Linked DNA regions of Homo sapiens: regions 1, 3, 4, 5 and 6 are each linked to region 2. A link is a contact called in ENCODE Hi-C data. All regions are on one chromosome and are shown on one strand. Each heading gives the region's core, a stretch centred on a gene start or an enhancer-like site at or near the end of the contact. The rest is flanking DNA. Distances are from core to core; before and after follow the strand shown.

The links. A loop is a pair of places that touch in the nucleus more often than their neighbours do. Pooled maps may share reads with other maps.
Region 1: a pooled map shows a loop between it and region 2 (7-fold over the local background). The contact joins the promoter of SLIRP here to the promoter of SLC39A9 in region 2. A Hi-C loop is called at or near these places in 5 of 50 pooled maps.
Region 3: a pooled map shows a loop between it and region 2 (10-fold over the local background). The contact joins the promoter of SNW1 here to the promoter of SLC39A9 in region 2. A Hi-C loop is called at or near these places in 6 of 50 pooled maps.
Region 4: a pooled map shows a loop between it and region 2 (27-fold over the local background). The contact joins the promoter of TMED10 here to the promoter of SLC39A9 in region 2. A Hi-C loop is called at or near these places in 5 of 50 pooled maps.
Region 5: a loop to region 2 is called in a pooled map, with 16 times the contacts of the local background. The contact joins the promoter of GPATCH2L here to the promoter of SLC39A9 in region 2. A Hi-C loop is called at or near these places in 6 of 50 pooled maps.
Region 6: a pooled map shows a loop between it and region 2 (36-fold over the local background). The contact joins the promoter of GSTZ1 here to the promoter of SLC39A9 in region 2. A Hi-C loop is called at or near these places in 7 of 50 pooled maps.

The regions. Positions count from the first base shown.
Region 1 is chr14:77,706,278-77,709,579 of GRCh38, reverse strand. SLIRP (SRA stem-loop interacting RNA binding protein) reads right to left here and starts at 1,477. Exons shown (of 4, transcript NM_031210.6): 1 at 1,372-1,477. The coding sequence starts at 1,468. It overlaps ALKBH1 (alkB homolog 1, histone H2A dioxygenase), which reads left to right and starts at 1,557. Exons shown (of 6, transcript NM_006020.3): 1 at 1,557-1,758. The coding sequence starts at 1,576. RefSeq lists an enhancer at 1,594-1,923.
Region 2 is chr14:69,397,176-69,400,401 of GRCh38, reverse strand. It overlaps SLC39A9 (solute carrier family 39 member 9), which reads right to left and starts at 1,710. Exons shown (of 7, transcript NM_018375.5): 1 at 937-1,710. The coding sequence starts at 1,032. It overlaps ERH (ERH mRNA splicing and mitosis factor), which reads left to right and starts at 2,103. Exons shown (of 4, transcript NM_004450.3): 1 at 2,103-2,171. The coding sequence starts at 2,169. RefSeq lists enhancers at 1,418-1,757, 686-1,885, 2,087-2,594, 2,595-3,103 and a silencer at 1,854-2,094.
Region 3 is chr14:77,759,132-77,762,821 of GRCh38, reverse strand. It overlaps SNW1 (SNW domain containing 1), which reads left to right and starts at 1,666. Exons shown (of 14, transcript NM_012245.3): 1 at 1,666-1,708. The coding sequence starts at 1,695. It overlaps SLIRP-OT1 (SLIRP overlapping transcript 1), which reads right to left and starts at 2,054. Exons shown (of 2, transcript NR_161324.1): 1 at 1,706-2,054. RefSeq lists enhancers at 153-927, 1,475-1,794, 1,702-2,476.
Region 4 is chr14:75,174,767-75,178,167 of GRCh38, reverse strand. It overlaps TMED10 (transmembrane p24 trafficking protein 10), which reads left to right and starts at 1,556. Exons shown (of 5, transcript NM_006827.6): 1 at 1,556-1,813. The coding sequence starts at 1,589. RefSeq lists enhancers at 1,406-1,645, 1,160-1,732.
Region 5 is chr14:76,150,363-76,153,686 of GRCh38, reverse strand. GPATCH2L (G-patch domain containing 2 like) reads right to left here and starts at 1,765. Exons shown (of 10, transcript NM_017926.4): 1 at 1,696-1,765.
Region 6 is chr14:77,318,590-77,322,285 of GRCh38, reverse strand. It overlaps GSTZ1 (glutathione S-transferase zeta 1), which reads right to left and starts at 1,250. Exons shown (of 9, transcript NM_145870.3): 1 at 1,103-1,250. The coding sequence starts at 1,117. It overlaps POMT2 (protein O-mannosyltransferase 2), which reads left to right and starts at 1,403. Exons shown (of 21, transcript NM_013382.7): 1 at 1,403-1,852. The coding sequence starts at 1,605. RefSeq lists enhancers at 587-636, 168-1,029, 907-1,176 and silencers at 1,257-1,636, 1,867-1,916.

The DNA.
Region 1 (3,302 bases), core at 228-2,727, 8.3 Mb before region 2:
ACAAAGAGAAACTGTTTCGAAGCTGTACATAATGCTGACTCTTTTTAAGGGTTTTAAACTAGCCCTTTATTGTCTGGAAACTTGCATCCGCAAGATGCTAATGAAACTCCTCAGCCTTTCCATAAAGTTTCACAGGGACTACGGGAGACTTTACTGGGCTTGGTCTTCACCAACCACATGTTTAAAACACGGGGCACAAACCAACCTATTTCCCATTCTACTACTCACATCTGAGCCACTAAAAACTTAGAAGAAACTAAATCTTGCTCCATTTTGTTTCCAGGGGTTGACCTGAAACATGAATATCTACAAAAAGAGTGACCACGAATGTTTACATGTTGGTAAGCAAATATAAAAACCTCATCTCAAAACTGCAGCTGACAAAAATTGAAGGTGGTGAAAGATTTCAGAACTAATTATTCCAACCTTTATCTGTAGACTAGGCCTCTCCCGTAAGTTTCAATTTTAGTTACCGTGAAAATAACTATCATTTGCTGAGTACTTACACTGTATCTAACACAAGTCTAAGAAGTTTGCATATAAACTCAATCCTCTCAACAATCCTATGAGTTGGGTATTATTGACTCCATTTTATCGATGAGTAAACTGAGGCCCAGTTGTGAGCCCTTTTCCCATACTAACTTCAGTTATTCAAGTGATAACAACGATTAAATGGCCAAGTTGGAATTCTAACCCCAACGGTCTAGCTTCGGAGTCCACTTCTCAGCCACAATGATATACAACCTTTGTCCAATTGCCTGACGGAAACCTCACAAGTTTCTCAAAGTCAACACATTCAAACTTTACTCATCTTCTCTTGGCCTGCTCCTAACTTCTAAACAAACAATTCACCAATGCTAAAAACCCAGAAATCATTTCTCCCTTTCCTTTATTCCGTACACTTCTCCCACTTAAGCCATCACGAAACGGCATCTAATTTGCTTTTAAAACATTAATGCATCTGACCACCATCCTTCTACCATCGCCCTAATTCAGGTCCTCACGTTTTAAGTAAATTAATGAAATTGCCTTTTAGCTCCTCTGCACGCCTACAATCTTGCCACCTTGAATCCATCCTCCACACTACAGTCAAAATTATCCCTTCTAAATTGTAAATCTTGGTTACCAAGTAATAAATCTTTACACCAAATCACTCCTAAAGGCAAGAGCCGGTGCATTCGTGACCCCAAAAGCTCAAGGGACATCCCTAAACGGTTAACTGCAAACAAAATTTCTTTCTGCTCACTTGCATGCTCAGGAGCAGTCTCCTAATTCAGCCACCACGCTGACTTAAGTACCCTGCAAAAAGCAGAAGCTTTGAGGATCACTTGGACCTAAAAATTCCACTACTCCCACATCTCCATCACTCACTCGACGCCGCAGTCCAAGGAATTCTTCTCACAAAAGCAACCGGCTGATTGATACTTCTACGCAGCGCCGCAGCACCTCTCGCTGCTGAGGCCGCCATCTTCAGACTAAAGCACCTTCTCGAGCCGAGGTCGCGGCCCCGGAAAAAATTTCCGGATCCGGAACACGAGAGAATCTGCTTCCGGATCAGAGGGTATAGGCCGCGAGATGGGGAAGATGGCAGCGGCCGTGGGCTCTGTGGCGACTCTGGCGACTGAGCCCGGGGAGGACGCCTTTCGGAAACTTTTCCGCTTCTACCGTCAGAGCCGGCCCGGGACCGCAGACCTGGAAGGGGTCATCGACTTCTCGGCGGCCCACGCAGCCCGTGGCAAGGGTCCTGGTGCCCAAAAGGTACAGAGAGAGGAGTGGCGCGCGTCTCTCCATCGCTTTGCCCCGCGTCTTGGAGGGACTTACGTGTCTTCTTCGCCTCTTTTCACCTCCAGACCGATTGTTATTGAACGATTCCTGACCTCCTTTGGCTGCAGAGTCGAACTCCCCACTAACCGTCACACTTAGCAATAAAGCGTTGAGATGCCTGTTTCTTTAGGCGGCCATTCCTGGCGGGGGCGCTCAGTCAAAAGAGCCTGGGAATCCGTGTTTATTTCTTACTGTAACTGTCTCCTCACATTTCTGTTTGGGTTTTTGTAAAACCCCATAGAACGTCTTTGTAGACGGTAGGGTAGACTTCTGCAGCTTAAAAAAAACCACTCCCGAGGAATCCCAGAACTGACAGGGATGCGGCGCTGTTTGTTAAGCCACTGTGCGTAAAACTAGTCCCTGTCTTCTCCTCTGGCTCTTTTAGAAGGAGGTCATTGAAGGATTCTGAGAATCCCTCCGTGTTGAAAATAAATGGCAAACAAGTATATATGGAATACAGGCACCGTTCTCTCTCTCAGCTTTTCCCCATGGAGATTAAGAAGGGGAACACAGTCCGGGAGCGGTGGCTCAAGCCTGTAATCCCGCACTTCGGAGGCCGAGGCGGGTGGATCGCTTGAACCCAGGGGTTCGAGACCAGCCTGGGGCATGGCAAGACCCCCGTTTCCGCCAAAAATACAAAAAATTAGCCAGTCTCATAACCTGTTCTCAAGTAAATAGATTTTTTAAAAATTATTTTTTTAAGGGAACATAACAGGCAAGAGGGAAAACGGGGAACCAAAACTGTAGTCCAATTTATATTTTCTTTCTTTACAATCCACTTTAACGTTGAGGATATGCAGTCCCTTAATTTGCTCTTGGTGTTGTCCACAGATGTCTAGATGAGGCATTCTTTCCAAGCTTCCTAACAGCTCTGATAAAATTGGGATGCTACAGTATTAAGTGTTAATGATTGCATACTTGAGCTCAGCTTTTCAGCACCTTCATTTGTTAGGGAAAAAAAGTGGTCTTAGAGTTGTCAAAATACAGAAAGTCCACACCCCAATAATAATATACTTTTTCTCTCCAGAGCGCTTCAGACTCTCATTCAGCTCCTTTTACCTACATTTTACCATAATATGTACATGCTTTTTAGAATGTCAGCCATCAGGGAATGAGCCATTATGTGTCTAGTACAGGACCTAAAACAGTACTAAGTACAGTATGTGTTGAGTACATGAAAGCTTGGGTGTTTAGTTCCTCAGCTCAAAGCAGATTAAAGTAGTAATTAAGAGAAGTTACTATTACAAGCCAGCTGATGAGACTGGTGGGGAAAGTGGTGGTTAACAGTCTGGCAAGGGAGGAAAGAGAAAACCTTTTATAAAAGCTCAGTGGTGTCGTTCAGTTTAGCATATGATAGAATAGGTCCACTAACATCACCTCTGAGAGTGTGTTGAATTATAGTGCAGTATTAAGTATGGCCTATTAAAGAAATCATGACAAAATGCTTAAAAGTGTTTTACCAGTGCCTAGGTACCTGG
Region 2 (3,226 bases), core at 461-2,960:
GCTTTCATCTATCCCTCTTCCCGGGACCCTCGCTTAACATCTGTTCAAGGTGCCAATCAAATTAACGAAAATGTCAAAACGTATTAACCAAAAATTCATTGCTAAGCAAATAGATTTGAAACAACTTCAGAATATCAATTCCAAGGCTCCCCTTCTTTAAAAGGAAATGTGAGTTAAGAACAATCTTAGTTTTTTCTTACATTCATTCTAGTACAGACATCCAAAAAACAAAACAGCTTTCCTCAGAAAGGTGTGTTTGACTTTCTCAAAAGGAAGTTATCATATTGATTTCAGTTCATGTAGAAAAATAACATTCTCCATTTCTTTTTTTTTCTTTTTTGGAGACAGGATCTCACTCTGCTGTCCAGGCTGGAGTGCAGTGGCCCAAACACGGCTCACTGCAGCCTCAACCACTTGGGGTCAAGCGATCCTCCTGCCTCAGCCTCATTTGTAGGGACAAAGTCCCGCCACGTTGCCCAGGCTGGTCTAGAACTCCTGGGCCCAAGCGATCCTTCCACCTCAGCCTCCCAAAGTGCTGAGATTACAGGCGTGAGCCACCGCGCCCAGCCCTCCATTTATTTTCTTGATAACAATCTGGAATCTTGATTCCATGAAACCTCTGAGAATCAAAAGAAATGTTATGGTGCCTCTCTCCAGGTAAATGCACAGAACCTCAAATTTTTGTAAGCAATTCTAGGGGATTCAGAATACTCCAGGATCTTCCGTGGAATATCTATCCACCCCAGGTTAAGAATTCCACTAATGAATATGAGGTTTCTTTCTATTATTAAGTGTCATGTATCTTTTAAAAAAGATAGTCTTTCTTAATGAGACCTTCAGCTTTGAGATTTAACTAGGGAAGCAGCTTCCCTTTGCAACTAAAACTACTATCTCACAGCCATCCTGACAGCTGACAGAAAATTGAGAATTTCTTACCTCTGAGAAATTAACAGCCAAGGGAATGATTCCGGCCACGTAACATCCCACCAACATAGCCAGAGACAGCAGGCTAATGGAGATGAAATCATCCATTCTGCCCTCCTTTATTCACCCACAACCACTAGACAACAAATTTCCAGTGGCTTTAAATGGTGCTTAGGTTCTTTAAACAGGTGTGGTGGTTCCAAGAGAGTGGGCTTTCCAGTTCTTTAGGCCTTCCCACCAGCAGATGTGTTCACGAGGCACCTTCCTCTTGAACGTACCCGGCAACAGACCCTTTTTGCTGATATTAGCACCAGAGAAAGCTTACAGCAATCTAAGGTCCCAGGCTCTGGGTTCTCAGATGCCAGTCATTAGATTCTCGTGGGTTAACAGAGATGGGAAAAGTCAATGGGGAAAATGTGCGAATGATCGATTTCTTCGATTGTCGGATTGAGGGTGGCACAATGTCTTAGGCGGCGGCGGGTAAGTGACTCAAGCGAACCTGTTCGTTCCCTAGGCGCCCCTGTCTCCAAGAGGCGGCCCCGAAGGTGATCCGCCCCCCAGAGCAGGAAACCAGCCCACCAGTCCCAGCAAACTCTCCTCCGAGCCTGGGATGAGGAAAGGAGTCCTGCAGGTCTCTAACGATGGGTCCTAGGGGTTCAGCAGCAAAGTTGACACAAAGCTGTCTCTGCCCTATACCCGGTGCTGCCCATGGTACTGCACTCGACCGGGCCTTGACCCGGAGTCGCCGATACTACAGCTGCCATGGCCGCCAAGTGGCATCTCTTCATTCCATCCACTTCCGGATTGTCTAACCACCCCCTCCTTTACAAAGGCACTTCCGGGTTACAACCGACCTCCGGCCCAGGATACTTACGTTGCCGCCATTTTTGAGTAGGGCTAATGAAAGATGTCTGATGTCACTGTCTATACCGGTGATCACTTGAGCCGTATGTTTAATAACGAAAGTACGGAAGACAGCGTCTTGAAAAAAAATAATTCTTCCTAAAGCTTGGAAACTTTCCCTTACCTTTTTGCCTTTATCGAAGATGGCTGAAACAGAGTCAGTAGCTGCTCTAGCTGCCGGAAGTGACTGTGCCTCTATGATCCAAAAGGCTCTTTTGCGTTGCACTTTCGACGACTTCCGGCGGCTCCTCTCGCGAGGATTGGCTGTTAGCGGCGTTGTAGTTAAGCTCGTGTAACGGCGGCGGTGTCGGCAGCTGCTGTAGCGAAGAGAGTTTGGCGCGATGGTGAGAAAGGCCTCCGCGGCTACCCGAGTCCGAGTCCCCGGCCTCCAGAGCGACCCCAGCCCCATACGTTTTCCCCTCCCCACGAGCCCCATGCAGCGCCGCGTGATGCTCCCCGCCACTCTAGTCGGTGGATTGACCCTTCTTCCCGCCGCAGGGACGCCAGGCCTGACTCTAGGCCTCGGAGCCCCGGTCCGCCCTGCGGTTGCGCGCCCGCCTGCTCGCTCGGGTCCGGCGTGCCTTGGGCCTGAGGATGAACTCTCTCCCGATTGTTACTCGGTAGAGGGAGACGTGGGGGAGGTGTTTTGTTTTTTGAGATAGAGAGTCTCACTCTATCGCCCAGGCTGGAGTGCAGTGGCGGGATCTCAGACCCCTGCAACCTCTGCCTCCTGGGTTGAAGCAATTCTCCTGTCTCAGCCTCCCTAGTAGCTGGGATTACAGGCGCCCGCCACCTCGCTCGGCTAATTTTTTTATTTTAGCAGAGACGGCGTTTCACCATGTTGGCCAGGCTGGTCTCGAACTCCTGACCTCAAGCAATCCACCCGCCTCGGCATCCCAAAGTGCTGGGATTACAGGCGTGAGCCACCGGGCCCTGCCGGATATGGTATTTTTCCCTCCAAATGCTCTAGCCTGCTGTAGGAACAATGGGCCAGGGTTGTCTAACTATTCTCGAAGCTGACAGATCCAGCTATACCCAGCATGTGGGCCAGGAGAGGACGTATTTGCTTTGCAGTGTTTTTTCAGCTTTCGTTTTCCTGTGCTCTGCCTTTTTTTTTTTTTTCCTGTTTTTGAGACCTCTAGGTATTGCGTGTGGCGCGTCCCTCAGCCCTCGATCCTGTACTTATCTGTATTTATATCCTCTTGGGGCTGGAGGCTGAAAAGTAGGCTCAGCTCAGAGACCAGCTCTATTAGAACCCAACCGGGATGATCAGTAAGCTCCAATTCGAAGAAAGTGACCAAAACTGGCTTGAGAGGTGGTATAATCTGTAAAGAATTTGAGCAGGAAAGCATTGCCATTTAAAAATGATAACCACTTGACCACAGTTTTTAAAATGTAT
Region 3 (3,690 bases), core at 417-2,916, 8.4 Mb before region 2:
TCCCAAAGTGCTGGGATTAAAGGCACAAGCCACCACACCCAGCCAAAGCTACATCTTAAACTCTAATCTTCGGGCTCCCAGGCCATGCAGGTTATATTACACAATGTGATTAACAATCCTGTATTTACCAAAAGATTTTTTCTTTTTGTTTTTTTGGTTTACATGCTGTGGCAGGCAGAATTCTAGGATATCCCCCAAGATCTCCTCCTCACCCAACCCCCACAGTACCTGACCTACATAACCCCTGGGGCCATGACTATGAAGATTCTGATTCTGTTATGCGGTGTGGCAGAGTTGATTTTTTTTTTTTTTTTGAGACAGAATTTTACTTTGTCACCCACGCTGGAGTGCAATGGTGCAATCTCGGCTCACTGCAACCTCCACCTCCTGGGTTCAAGCGATTCTTGTACCTCAGCCTCCCAAGTAGCTGAGAAAACAAGAGCACATCACCACACCCAGCTATTCTTTTATATTATTTATTTATTTATTTATTTATTTATTTTTATTTTTTGAGACGCAGTCTCACTCTGTCGCCAGGCTGGAGTGCAGTGGCGTGATCTTGGCTCACTGCAACCTCCGTCTCCTGATTCACACGATTCTCCTGCCTCAGCCTCCCCAGTAGCTAGGACTACAGGAGCGCGCCACAACGCCCAGCTAATTTTTGTATTTTTAGTAGAGACAGGGTTTCACCATGTTGCCCAGGCTTTGTCGAACTCCTGAGCTCAGGCAATCCGCCCGCCCCGACCTCCCAAAGTGCTAGGATTACAAGTGTGAGCTACTGCGCCCGGCCAAGAGTTGATCTTAAAATAGGGAGATTATCCAGGTGCTCCTGATCTAATCACATGAGCCCTTTAAAAGCAGGGCATTTTTCTCCAACAGTGGCAGAAGAGGAGTCAGAAAGATGTGCCTCAGAAAGCAAATATCCATGTTGTGAACTACCAATAAATAGGGCTCATGTGGGAAGGACTCGAGAGTGACCCCTAGGAGCTGAGGGTGGCCACCACTAACAGCACAAAACAAAACAGGGAACTCGATCCCACAACCGCCAGGAACTGATTTTTGCCAACAAGAATGAGTTAGGAGATGGATTTTTCTCCAGAGCCTCCTATGAGATTTCAGCCTTGTCATACCCTGGGCAGAGAACCCAGACACTCGGTAAATTACCAAGGATTACGAAATATCTCCCCAAGAGAGTGTTTTGGCGGGTGAGAGGATATGGTTTAAAGAAAAGTTTTGAGTGTGAATGTTTTCAGAGAGTCCAAGGACTCTCCATTAGCTAGTCTCATTATTACCTGTCGTTTTAAACGCCCTATCACTCTTACTTAAAGTAGCTGTCCCCGGGAAGCTTTTGTATTTTGTACCCCTTCTCGGGGAACGGGACTGAGTAAGGAACGTAATAAAGCGGCCTAAAAGGCATCTCCCTGTATCTTTGATATTTTGCCTAGGGAACGCCCTATCATGTCGCATATAAGCGATCGAGTTATGCATTTGTTGCTAGCTGAAGAGATTATTCCTTGATAACCGCTTGGTCTGGTCAGAATACAAACGGTACTCCTGTTCAAAGAACTACAAATCCCAGAAGGCCTTTTCGGCCAGAGCGCCTGCGCATCGCGCACTCCTTCCTTTCCGCTCCTCATCATCTGGAAAGACCCGCCCAGCGGTGCTGTCGCTCGCGCTGGAAGAAGCGGAAGAAGATGGCGCTCACCAGGTGGGTTGTTGATTGGGGTCCTCGATACGGAAGGGTCTGGGAGTACCAGTCTTCTTCATTTCTCTTCCCATACCCTCCGGGCGGTGACCTGACCCGGGGCACAGAATGACGTGGGCCAAGACTACGGCTACGCCCTCCCGCTGGCCGCCGCTACGACTAGGCCTAGTCGAAGCTGGGGTCTTTCAGCGGTTTCCCGGGTTTAGTTCACCCGCTCACCGAGGCCGAAAGCTGCGGAGTGGTCTCAGACACTGAAGAGTGGGTTTTTCGCGTGAGCATCTTGCGGGGAGCGGACAGCGCTCCCTCAGGTCCGCGGCTCGGGCGAACGAGATGGGGTTGGTGACGGTAGTGGCTTATTTGGGCGGAGTGAAGCGCGCGGGCTGCGACTGCGCGGCTTTCCGGCCGTTTGCCTGTGGTGGTCTCTCTCCTTTCGCTGTCCACTGGGTGTCCCGAAACAAGGATTCCTGAAAAAAGAGGCCCGGAGCTGAACACAGATTTAAATGAGCCACAGTAGTGACCGCCGTCTGCTGATATGCGCCACTGCTCCGCATTTTAACTTTGGAGCTTAGAATTTCTTCCGTAGATAGAACCACCTCAGTTTTGCTGTTTCCGGTTACCTTAGTAACCGTCTGTAAAGTGCTCTCCGCCTTTAAGAAAAAGATGCTTTTCAGTGGGAGAGTCCGAGAAGTTACGCTACTCCTACTAGTTCCCAGCCTTGCTGCCCCATTTTAAGTGGAAAAACTTTCCATGCGAACTCAACAGGAAAAGGCTAGTGTTCAGGAAGGTTATAGATAAAGTAATCCTTTCAGGACATCAGCTTGAGCTCTTTTAACACCCTTCATTCTCCTCACGCATGTTTTTTTTTCTGGCTGATGACAGTATGACTCCAAAAGTTTTAATCAAAAAATTATTTTGGGAATTACTGTTGGTGCCTTGCTCTGTCCTGGGGGTTGTGTACACAGAAGAAAATCTGTCTTTGGCAACAGGGAAGATAGGGGTGCAAGGTATACAGACATAAAACAATTACAGAACACAAAATGTGCATTTGTGTAATACTAACCTTAGTGCAAAAAGAATTGAATGGAATAAGTTATGTGGGCTGGAGAGTTTTCTCCCCACCCTCGTTTCTAAAATTTTTTTGCTTTTTTTTTTAACTTTATTTTTTGAGATGCGGTCTCGCTGTGTTGGCCAGGTTGGTCTTGAATTCTTGGCCTCAAGCAGTCCTCCTGTCTCGGCCTCCGAAAGTGCTAGGATTACAGGCATGAGCCACCATGCCCGGCATCTGAAATTTTTTTAAAAAAAAACTAGAAATAGGGTGTTACTGCGTTGGCCAGAGTGGTCTCCAACTCTTGGCCTCCATCAATCTTCTCACCTAGGCCTCCCAAAGTGCTGGGATTGCAGGCATGAGCTACCATGCCCAGCCAAGAGTTTGTTTAGTAAATGTTACAGGCAGCAAACATTTGAGTGCTCCCCAGGTGTGAGACACTGTGTCATAGACTAGTAAAGTTATGAGGGGAGACTTTGTGGAAAAGGTGGAATTTGAAATGGACACACAGGAAAAATTTCTAGAGATGTCATGGGTATTTTTTATTTATTTTATTTTTTGATATAGGGTCTCACTCTTGCCCAGGCTGGAGTGCAGTGGCCCAATCACAGCCCACTGCAGCCTCAACCTCCCAAGGCTCAGGTGATCCTCCTGCCTCAGCGCCCTAGAGTAGCTGGGACTCTAGACGCTTGCCATGATGCCCAGTTAATTTTTGTTTTTTTTAGTAGAGATGGGGTTTTGCCATGTTGCCCAGCCTGGTCTTGAACTGGGCTTAACTGATCTGATCTACCCATCTCAGCCTCCCACAGTGCTGGCATTACTGGCGTGAGCCACCACATCATCTGGCCTGTCATGGGTATTGCGTGCTTAAAATTGCAGTGGCAGAATGCGATCTTTAAATGGCCAGTCTTGAGGACTCCAGAGCTTTCCATACCTACCA
Region 4 (3,401 bases), core at 307-2,806, 5.8 Mb before region 2:
TAAAAAAAAAAAACACCAATCATGTACATTACTAAGGGCAGACAGTCCATCTTCTGGATATTTCTGAAGATGCTCAATAAACGTTAATCAAAGTAGGTAATGATTCCCAACATGGGCTATTGTGTCTTCCACGTTTATTTTCTACACTTGATGTTAGCCAAAAGGCCAAGGAGCAATTCCATTTTCTTTCTTTCCTTCTTTCTTTTCTGAGACAAGTCTCACTCCGTCGCCCAGGCTGGAGTGCAGTGGCGCCATCTCAGCTCACTGCAACCTCCATCTCCCGGGTTCAAGCAATTCTCTGCCTCAGCCTCCTGAGTGGCTGGGATTACAGGCGCCCGCCACCAAGCCCAGCTAATTTTTTTGTATTTTTAGTAGAGACGGGGTTTCACCATCTTGGCCAGGCTGGTCTTGAACTCCTGACCTCGTGATCCACCCGCCTCAGCCTCCCAAAGTGCTGGGATTACAGGTGTGAGCCACCGCGCCTGGCCGTTTATTTTAATATATTCTTCAGCTCTGAATATTTGCTAGTATCCCAGTAATAGTTTGTTAAATCAATAAACGTGTTGACATACATGCATAGCATAATGTCTGGCACACAGTAGGTACTCCATTGAATGAATGCATGAATTATTACCGTGTCAATTTGCTTGTCTATTTGCAAATGTTAATAGTTAATTTGATCCCTAAAGTGTTTGTGAACTTAAAACACACACATACGCACTTTCCCTGACAACGCTTATCTGCTAACCCCTTAATTATGTTCATCTGAGACTGGACCAAAACATGTTGTTTTATTCAATTTAAATACCAAATTCAAATTTATTTTGAATATAGCTTAGAACACATTCAATGTTTGCTAAAATAATAATAATAATAATAATAATAATAATAATAATAATACCATGTACATTCAGTTAGCCAGACAATTACTCCAGCCCAAATACCCTGCTATGGGACATGAACCGGATGTCTGCCCGGCACACATTCATCAGGTGACCCCTAAAACTTCTTCTCTAAGGTCCACACTGTCTAATAGCCAAGTTGAAATCTTTCCTCGAAATTTTCCTCTCTAGTGTCTCAGTGCCCCAGGTGTCATCAAGGTGTCAAAGGCGCTTGGGAGTGCCTGCAAACCGCCCCATCCCCGGAGACACAGCCTCATTCCCCGCCCTCGCGCCTAGGCGGCCGGTGGGCGGGCCCAGCGAAGGGCCTTGTGGCTGTTTCCTATTGGGGCTTGGTTGCTATGGTGTCACTCGCCTTTAAACTCGTGGGTACATCTTTCGGAAATTAAAGGAGAATTACTTCCAGGGCTGCCCATACTTGCCATGGCCGACTCAGTAGTCACTAACTTCAACAAAAATAAAACTGTTGCAATAGTATTCTATTAAAGCTTCTTTAACTGCTTAAACTTGCGGTTTTGACATGGTACCTATCCTTTCTTCCCTTTTCAAAAGATTCGCTATAGAGTCTTTCTCTACATGCCAGTCTCCAAAATGGCGCGGACGGCATCAGAAGGTCAGAGGTGAGTCACGTGGGTCCCCCCGGTTCCGGCGCGGTTGAGGCCTTCGGTGGTGAACGAGTCTCCAGCACCATGTCTGGTTTGTCTGGCCCACCAGCCCGGCGCGGCCCTTTTCCGTTAGCGTTGCTGCTTTTGTTCCTGCTCGGCCCCAGATTGGTCCTTGCCATCTCCTTCCATCTGCCCATTAACTCTCGCAAGTGCCTCCGTGAGGAGATTCACAAGGACCTGCTAGTGACTGGCGCGTACGAGATCTCCGACCAGTCTGGGGGCGCTGGCGGCCTGCGCAGCCACCTCAAGGTGCGGCATTGGGCGACGTGGGGCCGGGAGGGAAGACGGCAGGCTTAGGCGAGGGGAGGCTCGGGTTCGGGGGAGTCGGGCCGGCGGAGGCCTGGGAGTTGTTCTGGCCTCCCGGGAGCGCAAAGGACGTGCGGTGGAGCCCGCCCCCTCACCCCGCTGGTTGCCTGTCGCGGGGCGGGGCGGGTCACCAACGCCTGGGAACCCCAAGAAGGGCTGCGAGGCTTTGGCGGATGTGGTGACACCTGAGCTGGGGCGGTTGTCAACGTCCTATACCAGTTTTGGTCTCAGATACATTGAACCGTAATTTGGTTCTCCAAATAAATGTTGGGGTGTTGAATATTTATACGGATTGGCATCATAAGATACCGCGATACCTGCAGGAAAGTAAAGGAGACAGAGCTAACCGTGATTAATAAAATGTTATTTATTGAGCATCTGCTGTGTCAGTTACTGTGCTACTTTGCATATATTACCATTTGGTTCATGCACTACCCTATGAAGTAGGTAGGTACTGTTAGCCCCATTTTACAAATGAGGAAACTGAGACTCAGAGGTAGGATAAACTAGTAAGTGTCACAGATGGAATAGATTCTTTTTTTTTTTTCAAAATTATTATTATACTTTAAGTTCTAGGGTACATGCGCACAACTTTCAGGTTTGTTACATATGTATACATGTGCCGTGTTGGTGTGCTGCACCCATTAACTCGTCATTTACATTAGGTATGTCTCCTAATGCTATCCCTCCCACCTCCCCCCACCCCACGACAGGCCCCGGTGTGTGATGTTCCCCACCCTGTGTCCAAGTGTTCTCATTGTTCAATTCCCACCTATGAGTGAGAACATGCGGTGTTTGGTTTTCTGTCCTTGCGATGGAATAGATTCTTACTTAGTTTGGTAGTTAAGTATGTTGAGGGAAAAGCGCTGCAACCTTATTCCTTCCTTGTTTTAAATTTGTAATTTCTGTAGTTGATTAAAGTCGATTATTGGTTACAAAATGGTCTCAGTCTCTAGTCCTTTTTCTTTGGTATGCCAGAATCTGGACTTGGCTCTTTTATGTAAATACCAACTATGCTCTTGGATGGTGACAACTACTGCCATAATACCAGTTTGATTCTGTTTTGTAGCTAAGAGTAGCCTGGCCTGGTCTTTGAGACATTAATATAATTTGATATCTGTCAGTATTTGGTTGCATTTTAGGTAATTTTATTCATTCACAATAAGCAAAGTGTCTTTTTTTTTCTTTGTAACACAATGGGGCTTTTGTTATACTAAATAGAAACATTTTTACTTTTTTTTTTTTTTTTTTTTTTTTTGAGACGGAGTCTTGCTCTGTCGTCCAGGCTGGAGTGCTGTGGCGCGATCTCGGCTCACTGCAGCCTCTGCCTCCCGGTTTCAAGCAATTCTCCTGCCTCAGCCTTCCGAGTAGCTAGGACTACAGGCGCCAGCCACCACACCCAGCTAATTTTTGTATTTTAGTAGAGATGACGGTTCACCATGTTGGCCAGGATGGTCTTGATCTCTTGACCTCGTGATCTGCCCGCCTCGGCCTCCCAAAGTGCTGGGATTACAGCCGTAAGCCACCGCGC
Region 5 (3,324 bases), core at 516-3,015, 6.8 Mb before region 2:
CTACCACCTGGAAGCTACCAGGTATAGAACCTTATACAGTATGTCATATATTTTTGAATAATTAACAATTTTTAAGCCCCTCTCCTACCCTCCAGAAAATAAATGTTGGTCCTAGTTATGTGCTTCAGTGCCACACAATCACAGAAAACTAGGATACAATAGCAGCTGAAATGACAGGGATAGGGTGAAGTTTCTAAGATTTCTGGCCAAACTGCTTTCCAAAATTTCTTATTTTTCTGTTCATCCTCAAACCAAACATCACACTTCAGGGGTCACTTCAGAGACAAACATTTCAAGAAATGACAGTAGTAGGAGCAATCTTCAAAATTCCCCCTTAAGGGGAAATATTTAATTTGTACAGCATCTAATTAAATACATATTAAATTTTTAGCACTTTTCTCTTGCCTCTATGCCCAAAGTATTTCAAGATCAGCTTAAAATTCTAAGTGGTGCCACTCTCTGACCATATTCCCATTCATTCAGTTTTCACTTTGCAAAGGGCTTTCTAAAACCTATTTTCATGCTGTGCCTATGCCAATGAACTTAAAGACAGGAAAACAGTCCTCTGGCTTATCTGCCACACCTGTAGGAGCAATAGTGACACCTACTTCCAAAACTACCATACAAACGAAGCTTCTCAAAGTGTCCAAAAGCACATACATTTAAACAAGACCAAGTTCTTTTAAGCATTAAGAAGTGGTTTATCAACACCTGTGAAAAGAAGGGGAAAAAATGGGAAAAAAAAAAGTGGATTAAAATGCCATGATTGAGGTTTGGGAGACAACTGTCCCTAAGACCAAAATAAAGAAACAAGTGGGAACAGCATGTCAAAATCTACTTCCCTAATAAAGAATTACTGCTTTAAAAACTCAGGCAACAAAAATACAAAAAACAAAAACAAAAGAACAAATAAAAACCTCAGGCAGAACAGCACAAACTTGAACATGGAACGAAGTCATCAAACAACTTGCAGTCGAATGCCTGTGCAGAATCCTTTCCTGCCTCAAAGCCTGTAATTCCAACAGTAGTGACAAAAGAACCCTAGAACTCCCCATCTCCAGTCGCGGATGCACACTCTCGAGAGGACCCGGCGGCCAGGCACGCACCCGGGCAGAGATGAGGCTGAGTCACGCACAGGAAGGAACGGGTAGCTGGTGGACAGCAAGTAAGAAGAGAGACAGGAGCAGGGTGGAAGTGAGGGGCGGAGTAGGAGGTGGGAGAGGCAGGAGGCAACTGCTCATTTGGGCTCACGAGGGGCGGGGATCGGCTCTTCTAGGGCAGAAACTGCCAAAATGCAAGTCTTGGCGACTGAGCTCCCTCCGGGATCGGGGGTCGCAACATGGCCACATATATGACAAAAACTGTGTTTCGAAGGACTCTCCACCACGCCCCGGCCCGTCCCTGAGGGCTGGGGCGACCATGGCTCGGGACACCAAGCCCTCAGGCTGCAGCCCGCCCCAGAGAGGCAGAAAGAAGAAAGGGGAAGAGGGGGCTGTGGCCCCGGAGACGGCCCGACCCACATCCCCAGGGATGGGGACAAGGGCCCTGAAAAGCAAGGCCCCACCACCCTCACCCTCCGGCCGTCTGCCGCAGCCCCAAGACGCCCTTAGCCGCTCAGCCGCGGCTTGGCGCTCCGATCCCCTCTGGTACTAGCCCCCAGGACCCCAACACTCTCAACCCATTCCTCCCCCTCACCAGCTGCCGCAGCCACCTCCAACGGCCGCCGCTTTTTGGGCCGACTCTCACCGCCGGGGCTTCCCTCTCTGACCTCATTTCCGGTCTGGGCCGGAGGGGTGGGGCGGTGGCGAGTGGGAGGGGCTGGCTGCACGATTGGGCCCCTGACCCAGTGCTTCCGCCCGTGGCCACACCCACTTCCGCCCCGCGGTGGGCGGAGCCACAGGAAGCCAGGAGATGGGGCAGGGGACAAGGAGGGGTGTTGAATAGGGTCTGGCCGGGAAAGGGCGTCTCAGGGGTTGAGGTGCCCCACGTGGGGAAAGACCCCTGCATGCTGGCCTCATCTTCCTTAGGGGCTTCCAGAAATTGGGCGCTAGGCAGGGATGTCAGCTTATCTCTTGCTTTCTGACCTTTTTAATGGGTCTGTGAAGTTGAGGGGAAATGGATCTTAATGACGTCTACCCTGTGAGCTGGTACAACCTTTGGAAGAGGTTGTTTTGCACTGAGTTACTCAGAACATTTCAAATTGCCTTGAGCAATAAAACAAGTGATATTGGATTATAACTCAAAGTACAAAAGAAATATTCATGAGCCCATGCCGATATAAGTGATTGAATAAATTAACGAATGAGGAAGAAGAGATAAATCCCCCACAGAAGAATCTCAAATAACTTATGTAGACAGCCATCCTGCAGCATAACTTCTGCCTCCTTAAATGTGGGCTGTGCATAGTGACTTCCTTCCCAAAAGTACAACATCTGTAAAGGGGAAAATGAGTGATTTTACAGGGGAGAAACCTGGCAAACAGTAATTCAGCCAGGTGATCAAGACTATGTGCTAAATCATGTTGATAGTATGTGGAATGATATATGATGAGAATGGCACTTTATGGTACTTTCCTTCCAAATCTCATAACCCAGTCTAATTATAAGAAAAAAAAATCAGACAAACCCGAATTGAGGGACATTCTGCAGAGTGCATGACCAGTATTCTTCAAAATTGTTAAGATCAGCAAAGGCAAGGGAAGTCTAAGAAACTCAGAGCCAAGAGGAGCCTAAGGAGGCATGACAATGTAATATGGTGTCCTGGGTGTGACGCTGCAATTGAAAAAAGAACATTAGGTAAAAACTAAGGAAATCTGGATAAAGTATCAACTTTAGTTAATCATAATGTATCGGGCCGGGTGAGGTGGCTCACGCCTGTAATCCCAGCACTTTGGGAGGCCGAGGCAGGCGGATCACCTGAGGTTGGGGGATTGAGACCATCCTGGCTAACAGGGTGAAAACCTGTCTCTGCTAAAAATACAAAAATTACATGGGCATGGTGGCACGTGCCTGTAATCCCAGCTACTCGGGAGGCTGAGGCAGGAGAATCACTTGCACCTGGGAGGCGGAGGTTGCAGTGAGCCAAGATCGCACCATTGCACTCCAGCCTGGTCTACAAGAGTGAAACTCCGTCTCAAAATAATAATAATAATAATAACGTATCAATATTGGTTGCAATTGTGAGATGTGTTATACTTCTGTAAGAGTGAATAGCCTGGTGTGGTGGCTCACACCTGTAATTCCAGCACTTTGGGAGGTTGAGGTGGGCGGATCACCTGAGGTCAGGATTTCGAGATCAGCCTGGCCAACATGGTGAAACCCCGTC
Region 6 (3,696 bases), core at 1-2,500, 7.9 Mb before region 2:
CCATCTCATCAGCACTCCTAGAAGACCTGTGTTTCCAATTCAAATATGCATTCTGATTACTTTAGCAGATTTTATTTTTAAACCATGTCTTACACATGATTTGAGAAAAAGACTCCTAAAATCCCATTTGGAAGAGGGAGGACTATACATTATTAACGTGACGCAAAGTCCCATCTAACGTGCCACCTTCCTTAGTGCCACAAAAGTGGTTCTCAAACTTCATGGCACGTTAAGAACCATCTAGACCGCTTATAAAAACATGCAGATTCTCGAGCCCGTTCCACCAGAGATGAACAGAGTGGCTCTGGAGCAGGCCCCGGGAAGAACATGTGAAAGCCGTGAAGCTCCCCAGGTGATTGTCATGACTGCCTCTCCTCGCTCGGGGCCTTTTTTTTTTTTTTTTGAGCCGGAGTCCCGCTCTTTCGCCCAGGCTGGAGTGCAGTGGCGCGATCTCGGCTCACTGCAAGCTCCGCCTCCTGGGTTCACGCTATTCTCCTGCCTCAGCCTCCCGAGTAGCTGGGACTACAGGCGCCCGCTACCACGCCTGGCTAATTTTTTTGTATTTTAATAGAGACAGGGTTTCATCGTGTTAGCCAGGATGGTCTCTATCTCCTGACCTTGTGATCCGCCCGCCTCGGCCTCCCAAAGTGCTGGGATTACAGGCGTGAGCCACCGCGCCCGGCCCGGGGACTCTTAAAATACAAACATTACTGGAAGGTCACCTCCTGCTAGGGCCAAGAGAAGAGCATGAAGGGCTGCGAGAAATTGGGAGGCTTGGGGCGACGTTTGGAAGCCTTAGTGGAGGGAGGGGTCTGTTATGGGGAGCAGGGAGGGCGGAGCAGAAGTGAAGCGCGACCGGACAGCGACTCCACCCTGCTACGCACTCCCTACCAGGACCGCCTCCTCTGGCCCAACCCTCCCGGAACTTCGAGCCCCAGCGGGCAGCGCGCAGCACGCAGGCGCAGAGCGTGCCCGGCGCAAAGCACTGCATGCCGGGAGTCGTTGTCGGCCTGGGCGGGCGGTGCAGCTCACTTCTGACCCCGCCCCCCAGGGTCTCCAGGTGTCTAACCAGCTTCCCTCCACCCGGGTGCGCGTCACAGACCTTCCCCGCCTGCATCTGGCACTTCGCGCGACCCCCTCCTCCAGGCCGAGAAACTTCGCGCCTGGGACCTGCCGACGACTAAGGCTCAGTGAGACTCGACGAATCAGGCCCGTGTCTTTCGTCCGGGTAAAGCGAGGGGCTGGACTAGAAAGATCCTTCCGGTCGCCTCTGGCTCGCCCAGCTCTCCCGCCACGCCCCGTACCTGGGGGCTGCTGGGAGTTGCAGTTCCCTGAGCCCGACCCCTCCTGCCCAGTCCCCCCCGCCCCGGGCCGGCCGGCCCTCCCGGTCCCGACATGCTCTGCGCCTCCTGCCGCCTCCTAGCGGCCCGGGCCGCGACCACGCTGCCCGCCCCGCCCCGAGCCCGGGGCCCCGCGCTCCGCTGCAGTGAAGGGCGTTGCATTTCCCGGGGTACCCCGAGCTGCCCTCTTGTGACTCCTTGGCGGGGCGGCTGGTCAGACAAAGTGTGCCTCCGGGCCGGAGGGCGACCCAGAGGAGGGGGAAGATGCCGCCGGCCACGGGCGGAGGCCTGGCAGAGTCCGAGCTGCGTCCCCGGAGGGGCCGCTGTGGCCCCCAGGCTGCTAGGGCCGCAGGCCGGGACGTGGCCGCTGAGGCTGTGGCGCGAAGCCCCAAACGGCCTGCTTGGGGCTCACGGCGCTTCGAGGCGGTCGGCTGGTGGGCCCTGCTGGCCTTGGTGACGCTGCTGTCCTTCGCCACCCGCTTCCACCGCTTGGACGAGCCGCCGCACATCTGGTGAGTGATGGGAGGGACTCGGCGGGCACCATGGCAACCGCGACGGGACGCCGCCCTCTGATTGGCCCGAGGGTACGGAGGGGGCGGGATCTATAGGAGGAGGGCCACGGTGGAGGGGAACTTGAGGTATCGGGTGGGTTGGCCTCTGGCGAGGTGCATTCTCTGGGAGGGGGATCGTTTTGCTCTGGTGGTGGGGCAGTGGGATTCTTAGTATCTGAGGAAGCAGCCCTCATGTCTTCCAGGTTATGCTACAGTGCATCACCTGGCTTGCAAATTGTGGCTTTTAAAGGTGCTTTCAACTTTCCAAAGAGAATTGCAAATTTTTGGGTACAGAATTTTCTAAGGCCTGAGTTCCTATGTCTGCAGGATTTTCAGGCATCAACAGAGGAGAAAATACCTAACTGTGTACCTTTATCCTATAGGGCAAGGACAGTTTGGGTGTTCAGGTATGGTGACCAAAGGATTTTATGAGGCAGAACTCTTCTTGTGAGAAGAGATTTATTTTCTTAAAGGTTTTAGCTTGTACTATCCAGATACTGGGTGTCAGAAATGGAATTCTTTAAGCAAAAAGCAGGCAAGAAAACAGACTGTCAGGGTTGCTTTATTTAGAAATTAATAAATTAGCTTGTTATTGTGTCGTGACTGCTGGCAGAAGATGAGACTCCTGGGTTAGAGACAAAGGACTTTATTACAGGAAATAGGATGCATGTTAGAAGCAGTTTCCCTTGCCATCCAAGTCCCACAGGGTGACGCTATGGGTTTAAATGGATGACTGCACAGGCAGTGGGTTGCATCCAAGTGAAGGAACGACAAGCTTGGAAAATCTGCTGTTTTATAGAAGGCAGTACGCAGACCTCCTCTTTGTCCTGGAGGGAGACACTGCCTCTTCTCTCAAAGTTGCTTGCTGCAAACACAACCATGAGAAATGGCCCAGGTGAGATGCAGTCAGGGCCTTGCATTCTTGGTATACCCAGAATGATGTGTAGAGGCACGAGCAATCTGACAGCCTCTCTCACTCCTCGATTCTATGGTCTTGGCTTCTAGCAGATTTTCACATGAATATACAACTCCCCTGGCTACTCACATCTTTTCAGTTTGTCCCTTACAGCATTTAATTAAGGTTGTTGTCAATGGGACTCTAAGCAGCAGAATAAGGCCAGCTTACAGTATTTACCTCAACCATGCCCTCCAGGGTCCTGGATTCAGCCACTTGTGAATAAGTCCTGGGGGCACCGAGGAATCTTATTTCAGACATCTGGGCTGCAGTCTAAGACCAGTCTATTAACCACTGTGACCTGTGCACAGGGGTTCAGATTGATCTCTGATCTTTGGTGTCATTACCAGTAATTACAATAGCCCACTACCCTTGTAAAAATTTTTTTAAGAAAGTAATTACCAGGCTGGGCGCAGTGGCTCACACCTGTAATCCCGGCAGTTTGGGAGGCCGAGGCGGGCAGATCACCTGAGGTCAGGAGTTCGAGACCAACCTGGCCAACATGGTGAAACTCCGTCTCAACTGAAAATACAAGACTTAGCCGGGCATGATGGCGGGTGCCTGTAATCCCAGCTACTCGGGAGGCTGAGGTGGGAGAATCACTTGAACCTGGGAAGCAGAGGTTGCAGTGAGCTAAGATCGCACCATTGCATTCCAGCCTAGGCGACAAAGCCAGACTCTGTCTCAAAAAAAAAAAAAAAAAATTAACTACCATGATTAATGGAAAGATATTTTGTGACCCATTCTTCCTTACACTAACATATTACTTGGAGGAGTGCAGGCCACTCCAGGATTTTTGTTAGATTTTTATTTGGATCACCATCAAATTTGATTACCATTACAGTGGTTT